Linked DNA regions of Homo sapiens: region 2 is linked to region 1. Evidence: chromatin contacts called from ENCODE Hi-C or POLR2A ChIA-PET data. All regions are on one chromosome and are shown on one strand. The core of a region is the stretch at or near the end of the contact, and the rest is flanking DNA. Distances in the headings are between cores, read along the strand shown.

What was found. A loop is a pair of places that touch in the nucleus more often than their neighbours do. ChIA-PET counts read pairs that join two places held with the same protein, here RNA polymerase II (POLR2A). Pooled maps may share reads with other maps.
Region 2: a loop to region 1 is called in a map of ascending aorta, with 6 times the contacts of the local background. The contact joins the enhancer-like site here to the promoter of KCNS3 in region 1. A Hi-C loop is called at or near these places in 12 of 168 maps with a recorded cell type or tissue (IMR-90, PC-9, aorta and 6 more) and 12 of 50 pooled maps. POLR2A ChIA-PET finds 5 or more read pairs at or near these places in 2 of 52 experiments (A673 and GM12878).

The regions. Positions count from the first base shown.
Region 1 is chr2:17,875,087-17,882,893 of GRCh38, reverse strand. KCNS3 (potassium voltage-gated channel modifier subfamily S member 3) reads right to left here and starts at 4,227. Exons shown (of 3, transcript NM_002252.5): 1 at 4,088-4,227. LOC124907737 (a long non-coding RNA gene) reads left to right here and starts at 6,332. Exons shown (of 2, transcript XR_007086226.1): 1 at 6,332-7,529. RefSeq lists silencers at 4,107-4,156, 4,247-4,446, 4,457-4,616.
Region 2 is chr2:17,974,704-17,982,510 of GRCh38, reverse strand. No RefSeq gene overlaps it. Among named protein-coding and RNA genes, the nearest start is that of KCNS3, 100 kb to the right of the region's middle. Within about 2 kb of position 5,015, at least 11 of the 41 ENCODE cell types and tissues checked have a DNase peak (open chromatin) inside an H3K27ac peak, as active enhancers do; they include IMR-90, PC-9, ascending aorta and 2 more, where a contact is called at or near this core.

The sequences.
Region 1 (7,807 bases), core at 2,978-5,477:
TGATCCTCTTAACAACTGTGAAAAAAAAGTATAATGTGCAGATATGCTAAAAAGTTTCAAAAGATGATCTAGAGAAATGATAAAGAAAAACAGGGATGAAAATTCTAAATCAGTTTCTACATTTTGTTGTACATTTTAAGCCTTGTTATTATGTTCATGATAATTGAGTATTCACTCCAGGCTTCACAAAACAGCAGGCCCCTGAAACAATAAAACAACAACACTCTTCTCCTCTTTCTCCTCCTCCCCAGCTTGTACTTACTCCCCATCCCCTGCCTCCAATAAGCACCCACAGTAGTCAAGACCAGCAAGCAAAGGCCAGGTCCAGGATGAAATTCAAACTCAGTTCCCCACTCCCCAAGGACTCTCGATAGCTCACTCCCTCCTGTTCTGCTCTCTAGCTCCAGAGAGAAGTGAGGCAGAAAGATGCTGGACTTAAAGTCAGAAGACCCCTGACTGTGTCCAAGTTCAAGGCTCAGTTTGCCTTAATTTCTTCATCAGCAATATGGGCTTCCTAACTTCTGTCCCACCTATAGCTTATAACTCTCAGTTGCTCTGAGGACTGGAATGAGATATCCCATGTGAAAGTTCCTACAAACCACAATAGGTTATACAAATGTGACCGAGTCATTGTGATTTTTATCAGGACTTAAACATTTAGCATCTTGTATTGTTCTATCTTGTCTCACTGATCTGGAGTCTCCAGATCCACTATAAGTTCAAGCTCAGAGACCATGTCATAGATTCTGCCTACCTTCATTGCCTGTAGTACTGGGCACTTAGCACCCATACAATAAGCACTTGTGAATTGGTCACTGGTTGATTTACTTGACAAATTTGCGTCGGAGTACAAAGTGTTCTGTGGTTTTTCTGAATTTCTTATATTGATAAACACATTTTCTGAAACTCACCATAATGTTTCCCTGGCCCATGATCTTTATGGTTTATCTTCCTTTTTTCCTAACCAGCTGGGCAGAATTTCACCGAAAAGCAGACCATTTTGTCAAAGGCAAAAATAATATTTTGCTAACGCAGTCTTTGAGATTCCTTTTAAGGCTGAGACATGGGACCCAAAAGTCACTTGGTAACTGTAAGCCCCCTCTGTCACTGTTCAACAAATGTAGTCCGAGATCCCACTAAGCACAGGGAACAGTGTTGGAACTGTAGGAATAAATGAGGAAAACTGAATCTCACAGTGGCTCTGCAGTCAGACTGCAAGGGATAGAATCCTAGCTTCACCTTTTCCGGGCTGGGTGACCTTGTACAAGTTACTCAGTTTGTCTCTCTTTCCTCCTGTAAAATACGGTGATAATAGAACCTACCATCCTAAGATTGTCATCAGGATGAAGTGAGTTCATACATGTAAAAGCTTTTAGCTTTTAGTGCCTAGTACAGCGTAACAACAAATATTAGAGATCTAGGTCAGTGCAGCTAAACAGACCAAGACCCAGATTAGCAAAATGACATGTCAAGTCAAGGAGCCATAAAGAAATAGATATCACAGCTGGAAACTGGGTCCCCACATCCTATTCTCTTCTCTATGATGTTTCTTTGTGGGTATTTCACACAGGTGGCACTCTGGAAGATGCACTTTCCTGACACCTGATAAGCAGAGTCAATAAACACACCCACCTTCTCTGCTTCAACATACCCTGCAGAGTCGTCCTTCCTCCTAGTGAGACCTCAGGCCCACCATTTCCCACTGGCCTCCCATCTGACTCAACATGCACCTGGGGGGTTCCATCTACTGCTGGCTCCCACAGCAATACTGCAGTGAAGAAAGCAAGCATCACATCCTCATGCAGTTGTTATGGGAATTAAATGAGATAATGCCTGGAAAAGTGCCTAGCAGAGTATCTGATATATAGTATGCAGCTAATAAATGTTATCTATTAAAAAATAGAAGGAAAAGGAGGAGGAAAACCCTGTGGTGCCTACTCTCTCAAAGCTGACACACATTCCAATGGCAAATGCCAGACACAGGGCAGATTGAGATGGGTGGTAGAACAGAGGGATGCACGTCTGTGAAGAATTACAGTGAAGGGCAAAACCCACTGAAGACAGGAGGGAGCTGCAGTTCCCACTCTCCCCCTTCCTTCTTAAAAGAAGATGATGATACTCAGTTGGTGCTTTGCTGGCAAACTCAAGCTCCAGAGCTTTGGATTTTTAATATTATAATATTTCAGAACAGAACAAAGACTGCTTCTGACCTCCCAATTTGCCCTCATACACTTGACCAGCAAAACCTTAGCGTAGCTGCATTCATCAATGGCTCTATTCAGGCAATTATGGGTCAGACAAAAGATTCAATTAATACTGATCCCGCAAGTCTCCTTAGTATATTCACAACATGCTTTGGATTCAGAGTTCTATGGCACCTTCATATGACCTTCTCCGGATCCCAATATTGACAATTCCTAGTTCAGAAACGACAAACATAATATTAGAACAAGAGAAGAAGGGAAGCTGGTGAGAAAGAAAGAACAGACTAGACTGGGTGCAGAAATTATATCATCCATTTGCTGTCTGTCCCCGAGTGCATCCTGGGGCCTGGCCCATGGCGGGCTGGTTGGAAATGCATACTGAACGAGTCAATCTCCTCAAGAAGGTCACCACCCAGGTAAGAAGTGGAGCCTGCACATTACACCAAGTTCAGCTAGAGAATCAAAGCCACCTCTTCGGCTCCAGATATGCAGGGAAGACAAAGCACGAGGGCATATGCCTTCAGCTAAGAGATAGGTGCGTGCTTCCTGTTTACCTGGGCAGGTATTTGCAAATAGTCTAAGAAGGGGGGCAACTAGGAGTGACTTACACAGTTCCAAGTGAATGGTTACGCAAATCGCTTGAGTAAATACAGGGAAAGAAACAGGAAAGGCTTCTGAACTGTTTGTACTCATCTGCTCCAGTATTTTCAGAGGGTAGGGTGAAAGACAAAAAACCCGAACGAAGGCTCCGGGCCAACCACAAAGCTACTCTCCGGCAGGAACGTAAGGAACACCTACCGCCCCTCCCCCCACTTCACGCCTTGGCACCAAACCAGGGCCCCTGGGTCATTTTGGCAGGTGGAGGTAGCTCTTTGCTGTCCTCTGCCCCTGCTGCGGGCCACCCGAGTGAAGCTTTCGGCTCGGTCTCCCCAGACAAAACCGGGGGGAGACATCAAGAATGCAAAAGGTGCTCCTTTCTCCAAATGAACGAGAAGGGACAGAGCGGGGTTGGGGGTGCAGGACAAGCCCTGCAATGCGAAAGGCGCCCAGCCAGGCTCGCCGCGGCCCCTGCCGGCAAGACTGGCTCGCTTGCTAGCCAAGGTGCCTCAGGAGGTCGGGCAGCCACCCAGAAAGGCGCGAAAAAAAAAAGAGGAGTTCCTGACCCCGGGGTGACCCTTCCCCACCACTGCCACTGATCCAAACGCAGAGTCCGCAAGTGACTCCACACCTGCGCTGCAAGCCTCACGCCGTCCCCACCCAGGGCGCAGCGCTGCACGAGAGCAAGGGCCCTGGGTTCGCTCTTCCCTGCAACTGTCGCGGGGCGCCTAGCACAGCTGCAGGGCAAAGGGGAGGGGAGGAATGACAAAGAAGGCGGAGCAGACGGCCCGGGAAGCATTTACAAGCGCCAGGAAAGCGCCTCCTCTCGAGGAAGGGAAGGAACGGCTTCCCGGCCAAGGAAACGCCCCGGGGATGCCCCTACGCGAGGTGCCGCCTTTCTTCGGCTCATCGATTCTCCCGCCTCCAGGTGGTCCTCCCCCTGACCATAGCCCACCCCACTCCCCGAAAGCTGATCCTAAATACCTTCCCCGAGGCTTTCAAATCAACCCAGCCACCGCTTCAACAGCCCGCAGTTCACGCAACAGGCGGAGCCTTAGGGCTCCAGCGACGGCGGGCTCTGGGGACCAGAGGATGCGGGCGCCGCGGGCCAGACGCCCAGAAGGACGGAAAGTGCTCTGCGGCCGTAGACCCTCGGGGTCGTGCACCCGCGACCTGGACCACAGGAGACTGGGGCAGCAAAAGGTGGGGGAAGGCGCGGTAAAGTTGCAGGGTCGCCCGGAGAAGTCTCCGGAGCGCGCAGGGAGGTGGGGACGCCAGCCAGGTACCTGCAGGAGTCCGGACGCATCCAGCTAGCTCCGCTCTGCGACGCCGCCTGCCCGCGCTGCAGGGATCAGGCCTCGCGGCGCGGCCCCGCGCCTGCCGCCGCGGCGGCGAGGAGAGCGGGGTGGCCCGCGTCGGCCGGTCTGTCCGTCGGTCCCGCCCCGCTAGAGCGAGGCTCCCGGGAGCTGCGGGCGGGGCGGGGCCGGACGGGACGGGGCGGGGCCCGCCGCTCGGCCGCCGCCCCATTGGTCGCAGCTCCGCCAGCCCCTCGCTTCGGGCCCGCAGCCGGGCGCCCCGGGCCGAGGGCGCGGGCGGCTGAGGACTGCGGGGCTCCGACCGCCAGACAGGCGGACAGACCCATAGACCTAGATGCTGCCCTGCCGGCCGCGCGCCCCCGCCCAGGCCCAAGTGCAGAGTCACCCCGGAGCGGCAGGCGCTGTCCGGGTGGGACCAGGAGCGCGCCCCGCGCCTCCCACCTGCGCGCCCTCCTGGGCCGGAAGCGCCGTGGCCCTGCGGGAAAAAGATGACCTCCCCCGCGGCCCCGGCGGCTGGGGCAACCGCCTTTCTAAAGTCGCGGCCCAAGCGACACTTTGCTAATTTGCCTGGATTTCCTCAGGAAATCGCGAGGCCCAAACTTGTTTTAAAACAAAGTGCGAAGGAGAGTACATATAGCTCCAGTTCCTGCCAATGTTTGCCATCGGTCCCGCTGCCTGAAGACTCAGGCACAGTGCAGAACAAGATGCTTTGTCTTATTCCTCCACTCACCGAGTCAGAAGAGGTGCTTGGACATTTGCACCAAGCAGATGCGCCTCATATGTAGAAGAGGAACCAGTCGGGTCCCCTTTCGGAAGGACGAATGGAAGAGGAAGTCAGGGGACGATGCCTTCAGCCGACGTTGAGGAACAAACCAGGACCTCGGCGAGGACAGCGTGTGGTCCAGAAGGCATCGCTGGCCTCGCTGCACTGAGCGAGAGCGCTCAGTTAACAGCCAGGAGGAGAAATGGGACGCTTCGGGACCCACCCCCGCGCTCCCCCTCCCGCCCCCAAACTGCAGATTTTTAAGTTGTGCAGACGTGGAACAATTCCTCGGAGCCAGCTGCTCCAAGCTAAGGCGCCCAGTGTTCCCTGGGTTCCTACCCGCAGCATACGCCCTGCCAGCTGCCCCCAAGCCAGCACCCGCTGACCACTCACCTCAGGCAAGCACCTAGGAAGACGATGCAGATTCAAGCTCCAGACCTTGAGCCAAGCGCTGGGGAGGGAATGGGGGCAAAGAGATGGTGGAAAACACTTTCCTGAACTTACTGAATACCCTATGTTATGTGTGGGTTTTCTAATTGTTCTTTGCTTAATGAAAAACCCACGTTGGAAATCAGAAAAAGGCAGTAATCCTCACCGTATCTTGTGGGCTTCAAAGAGGAGGTTTTCCCCTTAAAGGGAGTTTTGGTCCAGAGGAGAGGCTAACAGCAGGCAGGAAGGGCAGAGGAAAAGATAAAGCCTAGGGTGGTCTTCCCCCTGAGGCCTGGAGCCCACCAAGCTCCAACAGTTTCATTTGGCTTCTGGGAAGCAAAGTACAGATGCATGTGTCTGCAGAGCACTGTTCTGAGCCATTTGTCCCTAATTCCATGGTTCTTTGGTTCCTCCAATCTTGTCTCCTCTCCTGTGGAAGAGGATCCAAAGCATTGGTCCACACTGCTATTTACAAGTGGCTGAAGAAGGTAACTTTCTTACATAGTTCATCTTTAGCATAAGCTCTAAGATTGTTCTAAAAATATATTTACATTTTATCAACACCTTAGAAGAATGCTTCCAGATCTCTCCCAGCAGTTACCTATTTAATCATTTTAAAATCACTAAGTTTATCCAAAAAGTCCAGCATGGTTTACTTGAGAAGGAAATATGTTCAGAATCTCTAAGCACTGCAGAAGGCACCTGCAGTGCAGAAGAGTTGGCAGTGAGGTCTTTCTCCTGGGGTCTGGGCGGAACATGTGAGCAGTCGGGAAGGCACACACAGTGGGAGCCAGTAAGGGCCCCTGTGCATCTGCAGGAGCTGAGGACAGAAGGGGTGGGCCTCCACGGTGGGCATGTAGGAGTGGGCACAGAGAAGGGCCACAGATCTGAGACAGAGACAGACAGGACTTCTTACCCTGCTGAGCCCTGCAGGGAGCCACTTCGTCTTTCAGCCCTGATTTTGTCATCTGTAAGGAAATTTCCTCTCTCCCAGGGTAATCATGTGAAGCCAATGAAATAATAAAAAGGACCACATCGGATGACCCCTGAGGCAGGTCTGCTCCCCAAAAGTTTACTCTTGAATGTTGACCAAGGTTGAGCTAGGCAAAGTGGTAAATTCACACACACGGTATGTAGCCCCTTCCCCAACCCCAGTCTCCATTACCGGGGGCATGCTGTGAACTAACTGCCTCCTTTTCCCCACACACCCACTTCCTGCCCAGTCTTTATGCCTCCCGATATGACATCCCGTTCCCTCTTAATTAACTGTGCCTATAGAGAAACATCTAGATAAACCATGCATTTAATCTGTGAGGGGTCAATCATTTAATCATCGTTGACAATAATGCTCACTCCTCTGTGGTTTCAGAGGACTCCTGGAGTGGATGGAGACACATGCCACTAATGTGGGATGCATTTCAGTCTGTCTTCCAGGCCTCGTTTGGAGGTCTCCCTCTCTTACCCACCTATCACACATCCATGTCTTCCCTTCCCTCCCCAGAGCCAAACCTGTCCCCGACTTTTTATTCTCACTAAAGTTCAAATGACAGAAATCAGCTAGATTAGTACTTGCCTTAGTCCTGAAGGAAAGGGAAGTGCTCATTAGCTTCTTAAATTGGAACAGGTCTGCAGGTGAAAATGAAGATGTGCTCATCTCTGGCAGGAAGGTTGGGAGTGAGGGGTATAGTCATAATGAGCAGCGTTTATTTGGTGTGTGCCTCTCACTTGCCACTTTCTACCCAGCTGCCTGAATATCACTCCAGTTAGTCTGAGCACATGAAACACCTGCAACTCCCCAGACCCACCATGCTTTTTCTTGACTCTCTGAATGCACAGCAGTGCCTCCTCAGCTAAGAACACAGTTCCCCATCACCAAGCTTTGCTTTGCCCAACAGACCCCTTCTCCCTTAGGATGAGATTCAGTGGATAATCACATCATAATCACGACCCTCTGGGAAGCCGCCTCTCTCATCCTGGGTTGTGTGTTGTGTGTTTCCTTTCCACACTCCCTCAGCAGCCTTTGCCTCCCACTTTCATAGAATCTACCATATGGGATTTTAACTGTTTGTCTTCCACTAGACAATAAGCTCCTTGAAGACTGAATTTCCAGGAACTTCTGTTGGATCTGCATGTTTGTGAAGTGAATTACTGAAGGCTGCCCAGTTTCATCTGATCCTAGTCAAAACCTAAATCCCTTATTTCTACGCTACCTTTTGCCAGGTAAAAATAAAACATGTAAACCATCATATCGCTGTCTTTGCTTGGCTGCCAGGAAGCTCAGAACTAAATTTACATTAAATTAAATTTAGTTCTCAATCAGCTAGAATGTTTTTATTTCAGATTATTGCTACAATGATCATGCTCTTTTCACAAAATTATTGTATGCTTACTCTAACTGCCCTGTGGTATTATTTTTATATCAAAAGTTTCTTAAGGCCGGGTGCAGTGGCTCACATCTGTAATCCTAGCACTTTGGAAGGCCAAGGCGGGTAGATTGC
Region 2 (7,807 bases), core at 3,766-6,265, 99 kb before region 1:
TAGAAATATGGATACAATTATTTCTTGTTATTAGCATTTTTCATATAATTTTATAAAGATAAAAGCTATCTTGCTTAAAGGAAAACTATAAAGTTGTATATAAATGTTAGGAACTTTTTTAAGTGACCATCTCTTTTCTTGTGGCTCCTTGTGTCTAATTCACCTGTGTGCCTCATGCCTTTCATACGCCATGCAGCATAGAGCAGACGTGTAGAAAGCAGTAAAAAGCCCTTATAATACAGGCAGTTTCACTCAGGAATGCCTGTCAGCTGAAAATCTCTTCATTGGGCTGAAACTGATGCTCTTCCCTTTCATTCTGTCCCTGACCTTCAGTGATCTTTCCTCTTCTGACTGGGCATACACCCATCTTCATTTAGCCACTGATGAAATCGGGCTATCTCCTGGTTGTGACCACAAGCATGGGGCAGCAGATGGAAGAGTGTGGTGTCCTCTTTTACAGCTTATTCATTAAATCATGGGAAACTGGCCCAAGCTTAATATTTCACCAGTAGAGATTAGTTGAGTATGAATTTGCATTTCTTCCTTGGGGATCAGTGTTTAATAGTACATGTATATATATATATATATATTTGAGATAAAGTCTTGCTCTGTCACCTAGGCTGGAGTGCAGCAGTGCCATCTTGGCTCACTGCAACCTCCACCTTCCAGGCTTAAGAGATTCTCCTGTCTCAGCCTCCCAAGTAGCTGGGACTACAGGTGCCCACCACCACTGCCGGCTAATTTTTGTATTTTTAGTAGAGACAGGGTTTCACCATGTTGGCCAGGCTGGTTTCGAACTCCTGACCTCAAGTGATTCCCCCCCACCTTCGCCTCCCAAAGTGCTGGGATTACAGGCATAAGCCACTGTGCCCAGTCTTCATAGTATATTTTAATATCCAACCTTGAGGTGATCCATATGTATCTGTTAAATGGAACTAAAAGAGAACTCATTTATTCTCATCACCCCCAGGCAGGTCCTGGTGGGAGCTTCTGAATGGGAGATCTGTATATTTCCTGATACATCACCAACCCCGGGCACCTTCTGCTCTACTCTACTTTTCCATTATTCACTGCCAGCAAATATGTGTTAGACATCTACTAGGAGAAGAAATAGGACTGGGTCCTAAGGAAGCTACAGAATGAATAAAGTAGTTGCTGGCCACCGAAGCTCATGGTTTGGTAGGGATATAGACACACAGCTATACACATATACACAAACACAAAATTAGCAACAAAATGTGTTGTATGGATGAGAACCACAGATAAATGCTATAGAAGTGCTGAGGGGTGGTAACCCCAAAGTTGGGCACTCAGAGTAGGAACTTATTAATAGGTCAAGGCACAGGAGAATGGAATTTGGAAAGCCTTAATGTGAGGCTAAGAAGTTCTGACTTGTCTTTTGGACTTAGAAAGGCACTGGAAATTTTTGAGCAGGCTCATGAGCAGAGTTATAATTTAGAAATGCTATTTCAGCAGCCAGGGCTGAATGGATTAGATAGATATAGAAATGAACATTTCAGTAGAAGGACTAAAAGATGAAATTGAAGAAATCTCTCAGAAAATAATACTTTAAAATTAAAAAAAAAAACAAAGGAGAGTGAGATCATAGCATGAAGAGAGAACTTCAGTAGCAAAGGGGAGACAAGATTCTGCCATTTTTTGGGAATTGCATGTACTCTGTGTTAGGCTGTTCTTCCATTGCTATAAGAAAACACTGGAGGTTGGGTAATTTATAAATAAAAGTCATTTAATTGGCTCACAGTTCTGCAGGCTGTACAAGCAGCACGGTGCTGGCATATGCTCGGCTTCTCAGGAGGCCTCAGGAAGCTTACAATCATGGTGGAATGTGAAGAGGGAGCAGACGTCTCACGTGGCAAGAGCGGGAGCAAGAGAGAGTGAAGGGGGTGGTGCTATATACTTTTAAACAACCAGATCTCACAAGAACTCATTCACTATTGCAAGTACAGCACCAAGGGGATGGTTCTAAACCATTCATAAGAAATCTGCCCCCGTGATTGAATCACCTTCCAGCAGGCCCCACCTCCAACCTTGAGGATTACGTTTCAACATGATATTTGAAGTGGACAACATCCTAACCACATCACACTCCTATATGGCTAGAGGGCAGAGTAAATTCAGGAGATATGGGACATAAGACCTGCTAAGTATTTGGAGGCTGGTTACAAAGGAATTCAGGTATCGCAAAAATAAATTTGGACAATTCAGTGAGTTAATAGGGAGCTATTAGAGGCTTTAGGGCCAGGACAGGGGTGGGCCACAGCTGGAACTGAGCTTTAGGAAGGTCAATTCTAAGCAGATGCAAGATGAACAGGAACATGACTGTGAACTTCTCACAACCTGGCAGATATTGTCATAGCCCTGAGAAGGATGATGGGCCTCCTGCATTTTCAGCCTGGCCCTAAGACTTTCTGCTTTCTGTAGTTGCCCATAAATCATGTTTGACTGGCAAAGCCAGCCCTCATCCCACATGCATATAGTCTGGCTCTTTATGAGACAGGGAGTCATATCTGACAACCATCAAGCTGGAAGGAGCTCATGGGCTCAGCAAAGCCCAATAATCTACCCATGGTGATCAAATCCAGCCTCTCTCCTCCCAGAGGCTGACTCTGCCTGACTCAGACTACTGAATTGAAAGAATGCAATTTTTTGCCTATGATGAACCCAAACAAATCCCCTTAAAAATAATTCATTGAGGAGTAAGGAAAATAGAATGCAGTCATCCTTTACTTTCTAAAGTCTTTGGGTTTGAGGAGAATGGCTAAAGGATGCAAATTCTCTTAATCACAGCAGGCATTCATTTGCCAGCAGTGTTTTGAGTACCTACTCTGCAATATATTCTTCCCAATGAAGGATTTGGGTGTATATAAGCTTTCGGTTGAATCCATCTAAAAAGCAAAGAATCTTCTCCCAATTTCTCTGTTTCCTAAGTTTGAGTTTTTGCATGTTCAAGTGTTAATTTTAAGTGACAAAATATGTGCAAGGCCTGCCTAATGTAAACTATAAAACATTACTGAGAGAATAAAAGGTGACCTAGATAAATGGAGAGATACACTGTGTTCCTGGATCAGAAGACTCAATATTATTAAGATGTCAACTCTCTCCATATTGACCTATAGGTTAAATGCAATCCCAATCAAAATCCCAACGAGGTTTTGTTTGTCAAAATTGACAAGCTGATTCTAAATGTATAGGATAATATAAAAGTTGTACATAGTCATATCAACCTTGAAAAAAAGAACAAAGTTGTGGCACTTATCCTATCTGCTTTCAAGAATTACTATAAAGCTACAGTTATTCAGACAGTAATAGTATCTTAAATAAAGTGTGATATTGGCATAAATACAGCCATATTTAGCAATAGAACAGAATAAAGGGTCCAAAAACAGAGCCACAAATGACACAGGCAAAGTCAAATAAGATACAGTTTCTACTTTCAAGAGGTTCAGAGTCTACATGGAGATTCTCAGCAAGTTAAAAATTACAATTCAGTGTGACACATACTACTAGAGCCCAGATACAGGGTCTCCAGCCCACCTGAGGAGATGGATCTACAAAGTTTCCCTAGGGGAGGTATTGTCTGGGCTGAATGCTGAAAGATTAATCAGAGTTTGCACGATGAAGAGGTGAGAGTCATTGGTAGAAACATATGGGGAGGAGCAGAGACACAGATGAGCATGAGACAGCCTGGTCTCCACACAGACCTGGAGAACGGTGCATGCCGGAGTGTGGAGAGGCAGGAGAACGGAGAGGAAAACCAGCAGCCACATTGTGACAAGCTTTATGTACTAAGACAAAGGGTTGGAATTCATTCCACAGGTGATCAAAAGCCATTGAAAACTTATACACAGGGCTGTGACATGGTCATTTTTGTGTTCTGAAATGTCATTCCACTAGAAGGATAAAAAAAACAACAAAGGTAAATTAGGATTGGAGGTAGCAAGACCAGTCAGGATGCTATTGAAATATTCCAGTTGGGACATAGTGGAGCCTTAACCTACCCTAAACCTTAACCTAAGTGAGCATATGATATATTAGAGGGATGTGTGAAAGGCATAATCAGGAGGAATTGATAACTTATTAGATGTGTGGTGGAGAAAACATAGGAAATGACTTACAGGGTTTTATTTTCTTGCCTCTTTTTTTCTATCATATGTAACCTAAATTATCTGGTTTACATTTAAAAGTGAAAACAAAGCCCTCTTTGAGTAGGTGACCCCATACAAGCACAGAAGCTAGTAAATCTACAGGGTACTACGCTCACCACCACCTGGGTGACTGATTGACTGATTCAATCATACTCCAAACCTCGACATCACTCAACATACCCATGTAACACATCTGTACATGTACCCTCTGATTCTAAAAGTTGAAAGAAAATAAAAGAATCTGGAACTGAGATTTAGGAAGGTCAATTCTAAGCAGATGCAAGATGAACAGTAACATGACTGTGAACTTCTCACAACCTGGCAGGTATTGGCACAGCCCTGAGAAAAACGTCGTGGTGCACTTCACTCACAGCACTGCAATATCTCCTACTGTGTCCAGTTCATATTCATTTGCCTGCAGGGAATTCTTAGATCCTGCCCACCAAGTGTGTAACGGAGTATTTACCCAGCAAAGGCGCAGAATGTGATTCTGGAATTGTGCTTGGCCTCAATGGGGGTTAAAATGAAAACACTCTGAGCCAGTAAAAGGAGACATCAGCACACCTCAATCCAAGCTTCCATTTTTTCCTTTCCTAGTAAAGCTGTAAGGCCCTTACTGGTCTGCAAATGATTTATCTGTTTCAAGTCCTGCCAAACTTTGGACCAGCTCTCTCCAGACACTAGACTATAAATGGCTGAAGAAATAACAGGAAAGAAGCAGAGTTGAAAGGCCAGTGGGCAACTGGTTTTCTTTAGCTCTGTCTGAACTGAATAATCAGCCAACTGGGGTCAGCCCAGTCATGTGAATCCCACCTTTTGTTACTCAGGGAGACAACTCATGTGACCTCATCTCAGAGCAGTCACTGGGACTGGCAACGTTCTCAAGAGTCTTAAGCCCCACCGCATATATTCCTAAGAGCCACCAAGACTACTGTTTATTTCTTCATAAGCCACAAAGAACATTCCACTGTACAAAGTCAGCTTATTACAAGTTTTTTTAAGAAAGGAAAAAAAAAGGAGGAAAACCTGGATAATCTCTCATTGGCCTGATCCCATTCTGTTGCAGAAGGAGGAAGGAATGCAGTGTGTGGCTGCTCAAGTGACCCCTGAGAAGCTGGATCCTGGCTGCTCCAGAGGAGGAGCCATCTGTTTATAGGACTGGGTGGTGCCATGGGTAGGGTCAGGCGACAAAACAAACAGCTACAGTAGTTTCTTTCCAAAATCACTGCCTCGCCTACTTTTTGCTATCTGATACTACTGAGATGCCTATTTTCGGAATCAAAAGCACAGACAGCCTTTCTGGAAGCACCTGTTTACCTACTCAAAATAGAACAGAAATAGCCTCAAAACCCCTCCTCTTGCTGTCCTGAAGGAACATGTGAGTCAGACAGAGTTGGGTTGGGACCAGTTCCCAGTGGGGACTGTGGGGAAGAGGCTCTATCGCAGTCATCTGGGCTTTTTCAAACTATACCTCCTATCCCAATTAAAGGGCTATGGCTACTTCCCTCACCACCTTTTGAGAACTCCTGCTGTTGTAAGCCACCAGTTGATGTTGGCATAACCTTCATGTATGCATAGTGGGTGAAGGGGCTCCGAATAGCACTCACTGGCAGGGCAGCAGTTGGAGAAGGCTGCCTGTAGGCTGAAGTCTGATACCCATCTTCTGTGGTCTGAATATAGTTTGTTTGCCCCTACCAAGACTCATGGTGAAGTCTGATCCCCAGTGTTAGAGATAGGGCTTGGTAGGAGGTGTTTGGGTCATGAGGATGGATCCCTCATGAATGGCTTGGTGCCATCCTCACAGTAGTCAATGAGTTCTTGCTCTATTAGTTTCCATAAGAACTGGTTGTTGAAAAGAGCAGGTAATGCCTACTTCTTTTTGCCTTCCCCCATGAGTGGAAGCTTCCTGAGGCCCTCACCAGAAACAGATGCTTATGCCATGACAGGCTGCAGAGCCACGAGCCAAATAAATCTCTATTATTTATGAATTACCCAGCCTCAGATATTCATTAATAGCAGAACAAATGAACTAAGATCCCATCCCTGAAAGAGGTGAGGCAAAATTATAAACCCGATGCGGAATACAAAGCAGAAAATTAAATCAGGACTCAGCAGGCTGTTGGCAAGTAAGAGCTCCAATCACCAAATTAAAACAGAGCAAGAACCAATTACAAAGCCCTATGTTGTTGTGTTAGTCAGTTTGGGCTGCTATTACAAAAATGGGTGGATTAAACAACAGAAATGTATTTCTCAAAGTTCTAGAGGCTGGGAAGTCCAAGATCAGGTGCCAGCATGGTCAGTTCTGGTGAGGGCCCTCTTCCTGGTTTGCAGATGGCCATCTTTTTGCTGAGTCCTCACATGGCAGAGAGCAGAGAGAGAAGCAGCAACCTTTCTCCTATCTCTTCTTATAAGGTCACTAATACTATTGTGAGGACTCCACCCTTATAACCTAATCACCTCCCAAAGGCTCCATCTCCTAATATCATCCCACTAGGGGTTAGGCCTTAAACATACAAATTTGAAAGGGACATAAACATGCAGTCCAAACAGTTACATAGTATACCAGAGATATTTATTGCTTAACAAAATCTATGTGCTTTCTTAAATTTCCAAAACCCCTTGCAGTTAGCAAAGGCCACGTAAACTAGTTCTAGCCAATGGGGAGTGAGCAGAAATGATGTGTGTCATTTCCAAGTGAAAGCACTTAAGAGATGAGGCTCACCCTCCAGCTCACTCTCCCTCTGCTAGGTAACCTGAAAGCCCACATGCTGTGGCTACAGGATGCACGAAACTGAGCTCTTTAAGTTACTGCTTGAAAGAAAATTATCCTACAGTGCTGCCAGACTCATGAGTGAGAAATAAACTTTATGTGTTAAGCCACTGATATTTGAGGGTTGGTTTGTTACTGCACTAAATCCTAGATTAGCCTGACTAACAGAGATAACAAGCAAGAAGTCAAGGCAGAGACTTAGGCCTGGAATTGTCACAAAATAGCTTCTGTCACTGAATCAAGGTAAAGCAAGAATCCAGCAAGAAACAGAGTGAGGTCAGAGCAGTACTGAAGCCAGCTTGCCTGAGAACAGAACCCCTGAGCCCCTCACTTTGCTTCCACCTTGGGACTGGGCTGCTCTGAGACCCTAGGACAGGTATGAGCTGGGGATGGGGCTGAGTGGCCTCTAGGACTATAAAATTAAAAATTTGGATTTGGTGAGCTCTAAAACACTTTACAGGTTAGACTATCTTGTATAGGACTTGTGTGAGAGCATAGGAAGAACCTGCAAGACCACTGAACAGACAGAATCTGCACTAGAAATAATATATGAGAAGTCTGAATACTCAAGTCAGAGAGTTTCCAAAAATTTTGACTGTGCTTATTTATCCAGTTATCAAAAGCGCAATAACACCACCGGTTCTTCAAAGGTATTATATACTCAAAATATTTCTCCCTTTTTATCTCTGGGTAAGATGTAGAAAATTCACCTGATAAGCTGGCCAACTTTGAAAACAATCATTCTTAACACATACTCAAAGGAAGACACCTTGAGGAAGCATGAGCTCTTATTATATCAGATAATTGGCTTCAGATATCAGCTTATCTGCACTGAATGAGAATTATGTCTCCAAGAGTTTCTATACTTATC